Linked DNA regions of Homo sapiens: region 1 is linked to region 2. Evidence: chromatin loops called from intact Hi-C (ENCODE). Cell type or tissue: heart right ventricle. All regions are shown on one strand. Links, peaks and the distances in the headings refer to the core of each region. The heading gives the core; the rest is flanking DNA.

Evidence for each region. A loop is a pair of places that touch in the nucleus more often than their neighbours do. Peaks named below come from ENCODE experiments on the same cell type or tissue, not always from the same donor. Only the 100,000 strongest peaks of a DNase experiment are listed, where the experiment ranks them.
Region 1: a loop joins it to region 2, with 2.6 times the contacts of the local background. A loop is called at or near these places in 4 of 110 quality-filtered maps.

The regions. Positions count from the first base shown.
Region 1 is chr1:67,990,935-67,998,709 of GRCh38, reverse strand. All of the region lies in intron 1 of GNG12-AS1 (GNG12, DIRAS3 and WLS antisense RNA 1), which reads right to left. Among named protein-coding and RNA genes, the nearest start is that of DIRAS3, 56 kb to the left of the region's middle. In heart right ventricle, for the core only: no CTCF peak of the experiment used is centred there; no DNase peak of the experiment used is centred there.
Region 2 is chr1:67,861,397-67,869,171 of GRCh38, reverse strand. All of the region lies in intron 1 of GNG12-AS1 (GNG12, DIRAS3 and WLS antisense RNA 1), which reads right to left. Among named protein-coding and RNA genes, the nearest start is that of GNG12, 32 kb to the right of the region's middle. In heart right ventricle, for the core only: no CTCF peak of the experiment used is centred there; no DNase peak of the experiment used is centred there.

The DNA.
Region 1 (7,775 bases), core at 905-5,904, 130 kb before region 2:
ACTCTTGTTCCCCAGGCTGGAGTGCAATGGTGCGATCTCGGCTCACTGCAACCTCCACCTCCCGGGTTCAGGCAATTCTCCTGCCTCTTCCGCCCAAGTAGCTGGGATTACAGGCATGCACCACCACGCCTGGCTAATTTTGTATTCTTAGTAGAGACGGGGTTTTCACCATGTTGGTCAGGCTGGTCTTGAACTCCTGACCTCAGGTGATCTGCCTGCCTAGGCCTCCCAAAGTGCTGGGATTAGAGGCGTGAGCCGCCTTGCCCGGCCCAAAATTATTTTGATAAAGAAAATTATGAAGAATCAGTCTTCTCCATGTTAAAGCTTAACATATAGCTGCAGTAATCAATATGTAGTCCTGGCAGAAAGGCACATAGATCAATGAAACAGCATAGAGAATTCAGAAATAGACCCATACAAATATGCTCAACTGATTTTTAACAAAGATTTGAAAGCAATTCAATGTAAGAGGGATAGCCTTTTCTACGTGGAGCAGGAGTGAACAATGGACATTGCTATGGTCTGAATTTTATTTTCCCCGTATCTATATGTTGAAGCTGTAACTCACAATGTGACTGTATTTTGAGATAGGCTTTTGGGAGGTAATTAAGGTTAAATGTGATTATAAGGGTGGAATCCTAATCCAATAAGATTAATGGCCTTATAAGAAAAGGGAGAGCTGTCTCCCTCCCTGCGCCCTCTCTCCTACCTCTTACTCCTCAGCATGTAATGACACAGTGAGAAGGCCATCTGCAAGCCAAGGAAGCGAGCTCTCACCAGAACCTGACCATGCTGGCACCCTGATCTCAAACTTTCAGCCTCCAGAACTGCTAGAAAATAAATTTTTGTTGTTTAAACCACCCACTGCACAATATTTTATTATGGCAGCCCAAGCTGACTAATGTAGGCATGTATTGGCAAACAACAACAACAACAACAACAACAACAAAAAACCCCAACCTAAACTCCACACCTTATACAAAGATTAACACAAAATATATCATGGATTTAAATGAGAAATGCAAAACTATAAACCTTTTAGAAAGAAACATAGGGGAAAATCTTTGGGACCTAGAAATGAGTGAAGAGTCTTCAGATCTGATACTAAGTGCCTGATCTATTAAAGGAAAAATTAGTGTGTTTTTATCAGCGATAATCAAAATTAAAAATTCTTGCTCTACGAACTACCCTACTAAAAGGATAAAAGACAAATTATGGGCTTGAAGAAAATACTTGTAAATCACTTGACAAGTATTTCTATCTAGAATATATAAAGAACTCTCAAAACTCAGTACTTTAAAAAGTCTACTTAGGAATTGGGCAAATACCTAAACAGACACTTATTAAAGAAGATGTACGGATGGCTGATAATCATGTGAAAAGATGTTCAGCATCATTAGTCATTGGAGAAACACAAATTAAAGCTACAATGAAATATTACTGCACCCCTAAAAATGGCTAAAATAAAAAACAATAATATCAGCAAATGCTGCGAGGATGTAGAGAAACTGAATTATTCAGACATTGTTAGGGGGAATTTAAAATAGTGCAAGTACACTGAAAATGTTTGGAATTTTTTTTTAATTAAACATAAACTTAAAACATATGATCCAGTGATTGTATTTCCAGGTATATATTCAAGAGAAATGTGACATATATTTATCACACAGACTTAGACATGGATGTTCATAGCAGCTTTATTCATAATAATCAAAAGGGGAAACAATTCTAATACCCACCAAATGGTGAATGAGTAATTACAATGTCAGTTGGTGAAAGGATAATTAAATTGTGGCACATACATACAACAGAACATTGCTGAGCAATAAAACTTAATGAAATACTGGTACATGCTACAACATGGATGAAGCTCAAAAACATACTATTTCTACCTCCTGACTCTTCAAAGTCCTTTTGACCTTTTTAATGTGCTTAGCTGAGTGTCTCATGGGGCCCAGAGTGTTTATTGTTAAAAACAAATAGAAAACAAAAGAATATTCAAAGCAGTCTCACACCACATGGATACCAAAGCTCACAATTAGTAATAAGACTGCAGCTCTGTTTTATTGGTTTTCAGAACTGGAGCCAGGCTTAGAGGTACAACTGGGGATGCTTGGCATTGTGCAGCTAGAGGTGAAATTCTTGTAGCCCAGAAGAACCAGAAGAAAACATTTGCCAAGAATGTTTTCCTTAATCAAAGAGGAAATTTCATCAGAGGTTTGATCAGATACCTATAGTGATCAGATAGCTGCATTGTAGTCCCAATCATAACCAGTGCAGACTAGGCCATGTGACCTTGTTATTCTCATGACTCTTAGGGTGGCCTCCAGGAAATCAAAATTTTTCAGTTCTGATGGAAGTATGGGTGCAAAGCTGAAACTTGAAAAAAACTGATAAAAGAGTTTTCCCCAGAAGTGGCCCCTGCAGCTTACTTTGACTCCATACAGTGATCCTGGCCCAGCCCAGACACAGACAGAATTGACAGTTTTCCTTGGCCCTTCTTCTTTTTTTTTTTCTAACTTTCTGGTAGTCACATTTTATTTATTTATTGTTTATTTATTTAAATATATTAATTGACAAAATTGTATATATTCAAGGTGTACAATGTGATTATTCGATACATGGATACATTGTGCAATGATTACCACAACCAAATTAATTAAAACATCCATCACCATCCATGCTGTATATTAGATTCCCAAAACTTGCTCATCTTACAGCTTAAAACTTTTTACCTTTTGACCAACATCTCCCCATTTTCCCCACCCCCAAACCCCTGTTAACCACTGTGCTACTCTCTGTTTCTATGAGTTTGACTTTTTTTGGATTCTACATATAAGTAAAATCATATAGTATTTGTCTTTCTGCATCTGGCTTTGTCACTTAGCATAACGTCCTCCAGGTTCATCCATGTTGTCCCAAATGACAGAATTTCCTTACTTTTTTATGGCTGAATAATATTCTAGTGTGTATGTGTTTGTGCATGTGCCTGTGTAATCACATTTTTAAAATCTATCTGCTGATAGTCATTTAGGTTGTTTCAAAATCTTCGCTATTGTAATCACAATAGCATTAATCAATGCTGAAATGAACATGAGGGTGCAGATATCTTTTTGAGATACTGATTTCACTTCCTTTGGGTATGTACTCAAAAGTGGGATTGCTGGATCACATGGTAGTTCTATTTTTTAAAAAAGAAACCTCCATACTGTTTTCCACAATGATTGTACCAATGATTGTGCCATGAAGAGTGTATAAGGGTTCCCTTTTCTTCATACACTAACACTTGTTACTTTTTAATCTTTTTTTTTTTTTGGAGACAGAGTCTTGCTCTGTCACCCGGGCTGGAGTGCAGTGGTGCGATCTCGGCTCACGGCAACCTCTGCCTACCTCAGCCTCCCAAGTAGCTGAGATTACAGACGTGTGCCACCATGCCCAGCTAAATTTTTTATATATATATTTTTTTGGTAGACACATGGTTTCACCATGTGGGCCAGGCTGGTCTTGAACTCCTGACCTCAGGTGATCCACCTTCCAGAATGCTGGGATTACAGTTGTGAGCCACCATGCCTGGCCTTTTTATCTTTTTGATAAAACCCATCATAACAGGTGTGAAGTGATATCTCATTGTGGTTTTGATTTTCATTTCTCTGATGATTAGTGATATTGAGCACTTTTTCATATACTTGGTCATCGGTAGGTCTTCTTTGGAAAAATGTCTATTTAGATGCTTTGCGCATTTCTTAATTAAGTTTTTTGGTTGTTTTTGCTATTGAGTTGTTTGAGCTCCTTCTACATTTTGGATATTAGTCCCTTATAAGATATATGATTCGCAAATATTTTTTCCCATTCTAATATATTGCCTTTTCATTTTGTTGATTGTTTCCTTTGCTGTGCAAAAGCTTTTTAGTTTAATATAATCCAGCTTGTTTAATTTTCTTTTGTTGTCTGTGCTGCTGGTGTCATATCCAAAAATCACTGCCAAGACCAATGTAAAGAAAGTTTTTCCCTATATTTTCTTCTGGGAGTTTATGGTTTCAGATTTTAAGATTAATGGATTAAGCCTTTAATCCATTTTGAGTTAATTTTTGTATATGGTGAAAGGCAAGGGTCCAATTTCTTCTTTTCTTTTAAATAAAAACAGCCTTGTAAAAGGGGTCCAATTTCATTCCTTTGAAGGTGGATATCTAGTTTTCTCAACACCACTTATTGAAGAGATTTTCCTTTCCTCATTGTGTATTATTGGTTCACCTGTCAAAGATTGGTTGACCATATATACATGAGTTTATTTTGGGGCTCTCTAATCTGTTCCATTGGTCTAAGTCATTACCATACTGTTTTGATTACTACAGCTTTGTAATATATTTTGAAATCAGGGAGTGTGATACCTCCCACTTTGTTCTTTTTTCTCAAGGTTGCACTAGCTATTTAAGGTCTTTTGTGGTTCCACACAAATTTTAGGATTTATTATTCCATTTCTGTGAAAAATGCTATTGTAATCTTGATAATAATTGCATTGCATCTGTAGATCACTTTGGGTAGTCTGGACATTTTAACAACATAAATTCTTCTGATTCATGAACATGAAATATCTTTCCATTTATTTGTGACTTCTATAGTTTATTTCTTCAATATCTTACAGTTTTTAGTATACAGATTTTTTACCTCTTTTGTTAAATTTATTCATAAACATATTATTCTTTTTGATGTTATTGTAATTGGGATTGATATCTTAATTTCATTTTCAACTAATTTGTTCTTAGTGTACAGAAACACACTAATTTTCATATGTTGATTTTGTGTCCTGCACCTTTATTGAATGTATTAGTTCTAAAAGTTTATGGTGGAGTCTTTAGGGTTTTCTTTACATAAGATTATATCATCTGTAAACAGACAATTTAACTTCTTTCTTTCCAATTTGAATGCCTTTTATTTCTTTTTCTTGTCTAATTGCTCAGGCTAAGACTTCCAGTAGTATGTTAAATAGAAGTGACAAGAACAGGCACCCTTGTCTTGTTTCTGATCTAAGAGGGAAAGATTTCAGTTGTCACCATTGAGAGTGATGTTGACTGTGGCTTCGTCGCATATGGCCCTTATTATGTCGAAGTATATTTCTTCCATACCTAATTTGATATGACTTTTTATCATGAAAGGATGTTGAATTTTGTCAAAATTTTTTTCTGTATCTGTTGAGATGATCATTCTGTTAATGTGGTGTATTCATATCTATTGGTTTACAAATGTTAAATTATCCTTTTCTCTCAAAGATAAATCTCACTTGATCATGGTATATGATCCTTTTAATGTGATGTTGAATTTGGTTTGCTAGAATGTTGTTGAAGATATTTGCATCTATGTTCGTCAATATATTCATCAATATTCACTTATATAACAACTATTTACATAGCATTTATATACATAGGTATTATAATTCCTATGTATATAAATAATTATATATTATGTATATAATTATATATTATGTATATAATTATTATATACTATTATAATAATTTAATATGTATATAAATGTATATGTATATAAATTATTGTATAATATTAATTATTATTATTAATATTATAATACAAAGGTATTACAGATAATCTAGAAGTAATCTAGTAATCTAGAGGTGGGCAGATGTGTATAAGTTATATGCAAATACCATGCCAGTTTACATAAGGGACTTGAGTATCCATGGATTTTGGTAAATGCAGGTGGTCCTGGAACCAATCCCCCATGTGTACTGAGGGATGACTGTATATGGTTTAGTGAGGCCTTTGGATTGACTCCACTGCAAAGGCCATGACCCTGGTTGAGTTCTGAGAATATGGTCAAATTTGACTTTGTAAAAGAAGTTAAAGTCATTGTAATGAGGTTTTCATAGGTGAACATGGAGAAGGATCAAAATCAGTTCTTTCTTTCTCCATGGACCTGGTGTAGAGCTGTGATCTGACTGTAATCAAGGAACATGCAGGGCGACCTCACCTGTGGGTTGCCACAGGCTCCCGCAAAAGTCTCAGGATTCACCTGACCCCAGTTTTTGGTTGGACAGACTAATGGACATCTCTGAGGGAATGTAAGAAGTGAGGCACAGAAGACCACATACTATATGATTCCATTTTTATGAAATATCCTGAAAAGGCAAATACATATGGACAGATAGTAGATTATTGTTTGTTTGGGGCCCACAATGGGAACCAGCAGTGAAAATGGGCACAAGGAATTTTTCAGAGATAATGAAAATGTTCTAAAATTTGAATGCAGTTATAGTTGAATAACTCAGCAAATTCAATAAAAATCACTGAGTTTATATTTAAAATGAATGAATTGTATGGTACATAGATTATACCTCAAGAAAGTCGTTAATTTTTAAGAATGACTCAACTTAAAAGTCATTTACAGAAAAACTGTTAACAAATGAATAACATTAGTATGCAGGTAGAGCTTGAAGACAATTCTCAGATAATAGAAGTTGGGCATACTCTTTGTTATATGCCCTCTAGTTCTATCCCAGGGTTGGTATTTCTTGATGCTAAGATGCTGCATTGAAATCAAAATTTAACATGGAGAATCACAAAGGCAGTGGGTCTACCAGTAACACATGGCACATTGTATATTTAAAATTTCACACCTCGTTTGCTCAGAGTTGTCATTATTAAATAATGGGTTTTCTGAGAAAATTACACACATATTAGAATTTCCATGTTAAATTAATGAATTAAGACAGTAGCAGAAATCAGAATGGTCCATTCTATACAAATGTCCTGATTTCACTAGAGACATTTCACCCAGTGCAAAATCCTAAGTGTAGTTTTACAGTTTTACTCAGTTCTCTGGCATTCTCGAATTCGCTTCGAGGCTTGAAAAGTGTGGGAAATATCTGTTTCTTGCAAAGAAGTTCAGCTATCCTCAGGGAATAAATGAGCCAAGCTAGAGAATACTGGTGAGAGATCAACACATGGGTTGCCATTATTTGTTTGCTAAAAATATGTTTACTGTAGTAGAACATATTTTCAGGCAGCCAAGATGTGGAATCCTCAGTTCATTCATTTAACTCTCCATCTGTTCAGTGCTCTGCCACTTTTATTTTTATAACATGAAGATATTTCCATCTCAATAGAACAAGAGATTAAGAATAGAACTATACTGGCCGGGCGTGATGGCTCACGCCTGTAATCCCAGCACTTTGGGAGGCCAAGGTGGATGGATCACAAGGTCAGATTGAGACCATCCTGGCTAACACGGTGAAACCCCATCTCTACTAAAAATACAAAAAAATTAGCCAGGCCTGGTGGTATGCGCCTATAGTCCCAGCTGCTTGGAAGGCTGAGGCAGGAGAATCGCTTGAATCTGGGAGGTGGAGGTTGCAGTGAGCCAAGATCAGGCCACTACACTCCAGCCTGGGTGACAGAATGAGACTCTGTCTCAAACAAACAAACAAACAAACCAAAAAAACTGTATTTTTTGTGTATATATATATAAAATGTAATTATTATATGGCATATCTACATCTGTAAAATATATAGATAAATTATTATATGCAATAGCCTCAGAGGGTTTTATTCCTAAAGATAACTATTTTTTTTCCATTTTTCATTCTAAAAAGAAAACTCTGTCTTTATGGCCATGAATGATCTTATATCAAATATTTGAAAACCATTTATGAAAAAGAGTTGACTCCTATACAAGCTCATCTAAAGGAGCAATTTAGGTAATGAAAAGGAGGCTTCAGTTCCAGTCCTGGCTGTGTCTCATCACATGGGCCAGCCACTTGCCA
Region 2 (7,775 bases), core at 1,786-6,785:
AAACTAATGCTGTGTTAATATTAGCTCCAAGAAGGGTGTTAGAACATAGTTATGCTCTAGTCTAGAAACTAGCTACACAAAGTATGGTCCAGCAGAGCATCCCCATCTCCTAAGACCATGTTAGAAATGCAGAATCTCAGGCTTTTCCCTATACCTACTGAATCAGGATCCGTAGTTAACAAGTTCCCAGGTGATTGATATACACATTAAAGTCTCAGAAACACTGGCCTATATTCTAGATAATAATGAGTGAGAAGTAGGCTAGTCCAGAAGCCTTGACTTCTGGCATCAGACTCTTAGTCTAAACAGAGTAATAAACCGCAAGTAGTATCTTGCTAGTGGAGAAGTCTAAGACACTGAGGAACAGATTTTGATATGTTGGACTACAGAGAATAAGATTTGGAGGTAGAGGGTGAAGTCTGTGGGGACAGGGGACAGTGTGTATGTGTATGGGGTAGATGGGATAGTACTAAAATTCATTTCATGAGTAACTAGAACCCACAGGAAATTCAAGTGGCTACGATCAGCTGATTGAAGTATAATGCAAGGTCTCTACTAGGTTTCATTGCTCTGAAAGAGGATGGAAAACCCAGGATACTCACATTGTCTCCAGAGAAACCTAACTTCCCTGATATCACTGATGAGCCCTTCAACTTCAGCAGGCACAGCCAAGCCCATGTCCTGCTTGGAGAAGGAAAGAACTGAGAGTTCACTGATGAGCCATGTCAGATTTTTTAAACTTTGGCCAGAGACCAAGCAGTCTGCAGTATGCTGGGTGCTTACTTCAAAAATTTAAGAAAAATCTAGTATGGGAGGACAGAGCCTAACAGTGAGGATGTGTGGCTGGTATTAATGTCCTGAAATGACATATGGAGAAATTGAGGCAGGTAGATAAAGTGTCTTACTTGCACTAGCTTGGTGTAGTGACCCTATGCAAATCAACTCACCTGTTAACTATATATTTTTAGTTATTTTCTTAGTGGCTGCTCTAGAGATTACAATATCCATTTTATTACAATTTATTTCAGGTTAACAGTGACTTAATCCTGTTAAAACATAGCCAACTTTGCTGCAATATAGCTCTATTTCCGTGTTCTTCCTTTGTGCTATTATTGTCATCTATATGGCATCTTACATAGTTTATAAACCCAGCCATACAGTATCACAATCATTGCTTTGAACAATCTATGTCTTCTAAGCAAATTTTTATTTAAAAATTATATGTTTATACTGTCATTTATATTTGCCACTTCTAATGTCCTTCATTTCTTTCTGTGGATTCCAGTTACTGTCTGGTATCATTACCTTTTAGCCTGAAGGACTTCCTTAATACTTCCTGCAAGGCAGGTCTGCTAGCATCAAATTCTCCGTCTTTATTTGGGAATGTCTTTATTTCACCTTTATTTCTCCAAGATAGTTTTGATGAATATAGATTTTTGGTTGACCTTTTTCTTATTTCAGCGCTTTGAATGTGTATTCCATGACCTCCTGACTCCATTGTTTTTGAGAAGTCTGTTAGTTAACCATATAATTGTCTCCCTGTACATAAGTCATTTTTCTTGTTTTCAAGGTTTTCTTGGGTTTTCAACAGTTTCTCTTTGATGTATCTAAGTGTAAATGTCTTTGTATTCACCCTACTTGGTGATGGTTGCATTTCTTGAATCTCTAGATTAACTTTTTTTTTTTTTTTTGAGACAGAGTCTCGCTCCATTACCCAGGCTAGAGTGCGGTGGCACAATCTCAGCTCACTGCAATCTCCGCCTCCCAGGTTCATGCCATTCTCCTGCCTCAGCCTCCCAAGCAGCTGGGACTACAGGCGCCCGCCACCACGCCCAGCTAATTTTTTGTATTTTTAATAGAGACAGGATTTCACCGTGTTAGCCAGTATGGTCTCGATCTCCTGACCTCGCGATCCACCCGCCTCCACCTCCGCCTCCCAAAATGCTGGGTTTACAGGCGTGAGCCACTGTGGCCGGCCAGATTAATGTTTTTATTATCAAATTTGCAAATTTGTCAGCCATTATGTCTTCAAATAATTTTACTGCCTTCCTTCTCTCTCCTTGACCTCTGGGATTTTCATTACATGCATATTGACAGTTAGTGTTGCCCCACAGATCTTTGAGAGACATTTTTCTTCAATATTTCTTCTCTATGTTTTCCAGATGGGATAATTTCTATCTGCCTTCAAGTTACCGGATTCCTTATTCCATGATACCAAATTCGTTATTTATCCCATCTAGTAAATTTTTTGTTTACATTATTGTGTTTTATAACTCTAGATTTCCAGTTTTATAGTATCTATTTATGTATTTATTGAGATTCCCCATTTTTTGAATCATTTTCATCACAATTTCCTTAAATCCTTTACAGGTAGTTTCCTTTAATTCCTTGGACATGTTTATAATAGCTATTTTGAAGTCTTCGTCTGCTGAATCTATCATCTGGGTTCACTTAGAGATTATGCATATTGGCTGTGTTTTTCCTAAGTAAGGGCCGCACTTTCTGGTATTTGCACATCTCACAATTATTTTTTCAACTGGACATTAATCAAAAATTATCAAAATATATTGTAGTAACTTTGTTTTCTGGTTTATTTCTCTAAACTCTTATTGTTGATTTTTGTTTTCATTATTTATTTAGTAACTTACCCATATGTAATCTGTAGAATCTGTCTCCTCTGCAGTATGCAGTCATAGTTGTCTCTGCTTAGCTTTTTTTTTTTTTTTTTTCAGAGATAGGGTCTCACTCTGCCATCCAGGCTGGAGTGCAGTAGCATGATCATAGCTCACTGCAGCCTTGAACTCCTGGGCTCAAGCTATCCTCCCATTTTAGCCTCCCAAGTAGCTGGGGGGGCCGGGCACGGTGGCTCACACCTGTAATCCCAGCACTTTGGGAGCCTGAGGCGGGTGGATCACCTGAGGTCAGGAGTTCAAGAACAGCCTGGCCAACATGGCGAAACCCTGTCTCCACTAAAAAATACAAAAATTAGCCAGGCATGGTGGCATATGCCTGTAATCCCAGCTACTCAGGAGACTGAGGCAGGAGAATCGCTTGAACCCAGGAGGCAGAGGTTGTAGTCAAAATCATGCCATTGCACTCCAGCCTGGGTGACAAGAATGAAATTCTGTCTTTAAAGAAAAAAAAAAAGTCTACCAGATAGCTAGGACCACAGATGAATGATATTATGCCCACATAATTGTTTTATTTTATTTTTGTAGAGATAGGATCTTGCTATGTTGCCCAGGTCGGTCTGGAACTCCTGGCCTCAAGCAATCCTACTGCCTCGGCCTCCCAAAGCACTGGAAGCATTTTTCAATCCTTACTTTTACTTTTTAGTCTAGTTTTCTAGAAGTTGCTCCTGTGTCTGCATAGCTTAGTAGTCAGTAATTGGTCAGAAAATGCTCAAATGCCTTCAGCCAGTAAGACTCCTAGCTATTGTTGATGGACCTGAGTGTGGGTCAAACTTTGTGCATACAAGTTTCAGGTGGGCATCAGGTTGGCCCCAGCTTTTACTTTCCATTAGGCCCCACATGGACTTCTTGTGCATGCATATCCTCTCAGTCAACCAGTGATGTGTGGAGAGCTGATTTAATTCCCAAGGTCTTCCTGTTGAATTTCTGGCCACAATCTGAGGCTAGCAAAACTGTAGGCTCTTCTTGTGTGTTTCTAATTTTCTGATTTTACTGACGATGCCCTTCACTCTAAATCAAGTCAGTGCCTTCTGGCACAAGCAGATCTACCCTGGCAACACTATTGTGACAACAGATCTATGGTTATGAGGCATCCCCAAGCAAGAACATCACAGACTCCCATTGTTCTTACCCAGAGATAGGAACTTTGTTCTTACCCAAAGTTCAGCAAGGTTCCATGAATAAATGTTTCCCAGTTTGTTGTTGACCTCTGTCCATTCCCAGAAGACTAAAATTGTTGGTTTGGACAGTTTTCTCCAGTTGTTTTTGGGAAAGAGGATTTGTTATCTTCTCCACTCTGCATTACTGAAAGCCCTGCCTGAAATTCACTTTAAAGGGCTTTGGGTTTCTCATCAATAAAATTAGGTTTCTTCCTCCCTAGTCCTGTGCTATTTCCACTGGATCAGGGTTTCCAAATGTTTTGAGGAACTTGAGGAGTATTAAAAGATGATAGGAATGTATTACCTAAGCTTTGGGAAAGTACAACCTAACCTGACTCTAATTAGCTGAAGCATATTGGAAGGATACAAGGCAGCTCAGAGACAAGACTGCCACTAGCACAAATTTAAAAGGATGCTCCTCCCTCAAATGAAAGATGGTTCCATTAGTATATTATTGCACAACCAAGCACCATATTCAGGCCACCCGGGAAAAGTAGACACCAGGCAGGTAGCTACCTTACCTGCAAATGAAGAGAAGGGGAGGGAAAATAAATTAATGGATAAAACGAGGGGCAAGAGAATGATGGCTGTTATTTCATAAATTGAATGTATCTTTAAAATTGGCAACCCAAATATATGTGTCCCACTCATAAGAAAGTAAAACTAAAGCCTCTTGCTTGGACACACACCCTTGGTTTTCCAGGCCATACAAAGAAAGACTGCAAGGGCCCTGACAGGCAGAGCTACAGGTGCTCTGTAGAGATGGGGTCTTGCTATACACACTCGTGCCCACATTCCTGGCTGCTTGTCCATGTCCTATACTGGAACATACACACTGTTGGCAGAGACACACTCCATGCCCCCAGTCCTATTCCCTAGGCAAAGGGACTGTGTCTAGATAGGTTTCTGAGGGTATCTAAGAGCAGTGGAAGGATGACAGAAAAAACCTCATGGAATTCTTGGGGTTGCACAGGAACAAAACCAGGTTGTGAGTACATGGGCATCAACAAGTGTGCGTGTAGGTCTCCAAAGTGAATGTATATTCCTGAATGCTGGTGCAGCCTAACTTCATCAGGAACTCTCCTCTACTACTTCCAGATGCAGCCAGAAATCCCAGACTCTCCATTATCCACCGCCCCTCCCAACCCCCATTCTCACAGGAGTTAATATAGATCTACAGCATGAATGTTTTCTTTCTTTTTAGACATGGTGCCCTTAAGCAGTGCGCAGCCTGTATAATTACACAAAGGAAGGCTGGAAAACCAGAATGTTAAAAGCCCAAGAAGAAGAGTAGCTCCAAAGATCCAGGAAGCAGAGCACCATCACCAGGATAAATGAATTTCAACTATATTGAATCACTGCATTGTTCCATTCAAGATATAAATTCCAGAGAGAAAGCATTTGATTGGTCCATCTTGGGTCACATGCCTATACTTTGGCCAGGGCATGGCAAGGTCCCCTGATTAACACCCACTTCGCACTGCGTCAAATCAAGAGGCACAGTTTCCCAGGACAAAATTATGGTGCTATTCCCAGAAAAGTGAACACATACTGAGCAGGCAATAACAACAGATGGCCAACACAAAAAATTAATTAGGGATCAGATATCTTTACTGTAGGAGTAGGACTTCTCAGAGCCTTCAATTAGCAAATCTTATTTTCTGAATCCTTCATAGGAGATAAAATATAGAGCATGTCTCAATTATATTACCAAGAAACCATTTTTCGACAGAGCATTTAAAGAGACTAATGAGTTTCCCAAAAAACACTTTTAGGAAAATTAAATCCTTTCCGGTTTTCCACTAAATTGGCCTTTACAATTTTTTCTCTGGGTTTTGAGCATTTGTGTGGTTAAGTTGTTCAATGATGCATAACTTATGATATATTGTGTTTCTTTCAGTATAATTGAGCAATTTTATCATAGAAATTGCACTACTCAATTTTATTAAGAAAAATCTCCCTTTTCCTAAGATAGTAATATATTCAGATTTACAAAATATTTCAAGGCATGGATCAGACAAAACAAGCATTCAAAAAAGCACAATTACAAAATAAGAAAAAGGTGAACTGTGTTCCAAAATGAGAGGAATACAAACAATTTATCAATTTTACTGTTCCAAGTGATTGGACAGGAGCATAAAAATGCATTTAAAAATTTCTATTACCATAAAACTCATAGAGAGACATTTATTTATAGGAAGTAAAATAACAGAATGCTGCATGTAAAATAGGTAGCCTGTTAGCCCCAAAGCTAGAGCCATTTGGGAAAGAGTTCCCAGAAATTAATTAAGAGGATACACTGAAATCAACCAGACATGGGTTGAAATCCAGGACCCATCCTAAAGTAACTACGTGATCTTGAGCAAATTACAAGCTCTCTTCTGTTATCTTATTTCTAAAATAAGAACAATGACACCTACTTTAGAGGCTGGCTAACCAGTGCACTCTTCAATTAACTACTGTCTTACTATTTATAAAGTTTGGAGCAAATTAAAAATACTAATTGTCCCCTTAGCATAGCCTCCTGGCCATGTAGCATAGCTAATGAAATGAGTGTATGACAGTAAAGGGGCATGGATCTGGGTCCACCACAGAGGGACATCAACTTAGAGGCAGGGAGGCATAGAAAGGGAAATCACTGAGCAAGTCACAGGCCTCAAGTTTGTGTATCAGTCTATACAGGCAGTTATAGGACCATGATGAAGAGAAGAAACTTTTCAGTCGCTCTGGGTTCTCATCCTCACTCCATCACCCACTAACTAGCTTTGTGATCTAAGAAAAGGTACCTATCCTCTCTTTGCTTCAGTTTCATCATTTTTAAAGGTTGCATAAAAAAGTCTATCTCACTGGATAGCTGAATCAAGTGTGGCCATGTGTGTTGTGTGTTTATCTCAATGCATGGCACATAAATGCTCAGCCAATGCTAGCTAGTAATCCTATTACTAGTAGTACTAGCAGTATTGATAATAGTAGTGGAGTTTCCAGGCTTTGGCTCAGGAATAAAATGTGTGTCTCCACATGATTAAGGATTAAAAAGGAAAATAAGAGTTATCATTCTATATAGACTGGGTTATCCAGGCAGCCACTGAGGACAACAAGGCCAAGATACAGATACAGAAACAAGGTACCTGTGGGAGACCAAGTGATAATAGCAGGGTAGAAACACAGCAACTAAAACTGGGACACATAATCAGGTTTTAACTAGCATCAAGTATGGCATGATGCAATTGGGCTAAACTTGCTGACATAGAGATCAAGATGGCTCAGCTGTTGGTAGAGAACTCTGGGAAAGGCAGACAGGCAACTCATAAGCACAGAAAAGGCACAATAACTCCTTATGTATGCAGAGGTCATTTATTCAGTAGTCTCTCTCACAGAGCAAGTAAACAAAAAGGGTTTCTGAGCAATCTTTGTCATAAAGCCCACGAAACAAAACACACATCTTCTACTCAAAAGTAATTTTTCATCTCTTCATTCAGCTCCTGTTTACTGGCATTTTACATACAATTTCAATGAGCATTTGTATCTGGTTTCCTAGCCCAGGACAGATTTAGGGAGAAATGAGAAACTTCTAGTGGCAGGAATCCTGTCAAAAAGGCAAGCACTGTAAAATTATTAAAAAATAGAAACAAGTCTTATAAAGCATAGTGGTCTTGTGCCATTGCATGCAAGGGCAAATTGCCTTGGATGCCTCACAAGCCAAGAAAGCACATTATAATACTAGATGTTCATAATGATAATTTTGAGTCTTCTCATCTTAATAAATAGTATCAACGATCACCAGCGGTCAAGCCAAACATCCAGAAGTCACTATCTTTGCCTTATCCTACATATCTAATCCATCAGCAAGTCTTGATGATCATAAAGCTAAAATATGCTCTGGATCTGTCTGTACACTTCTCGCCACCATCACTGTCATAGCCCA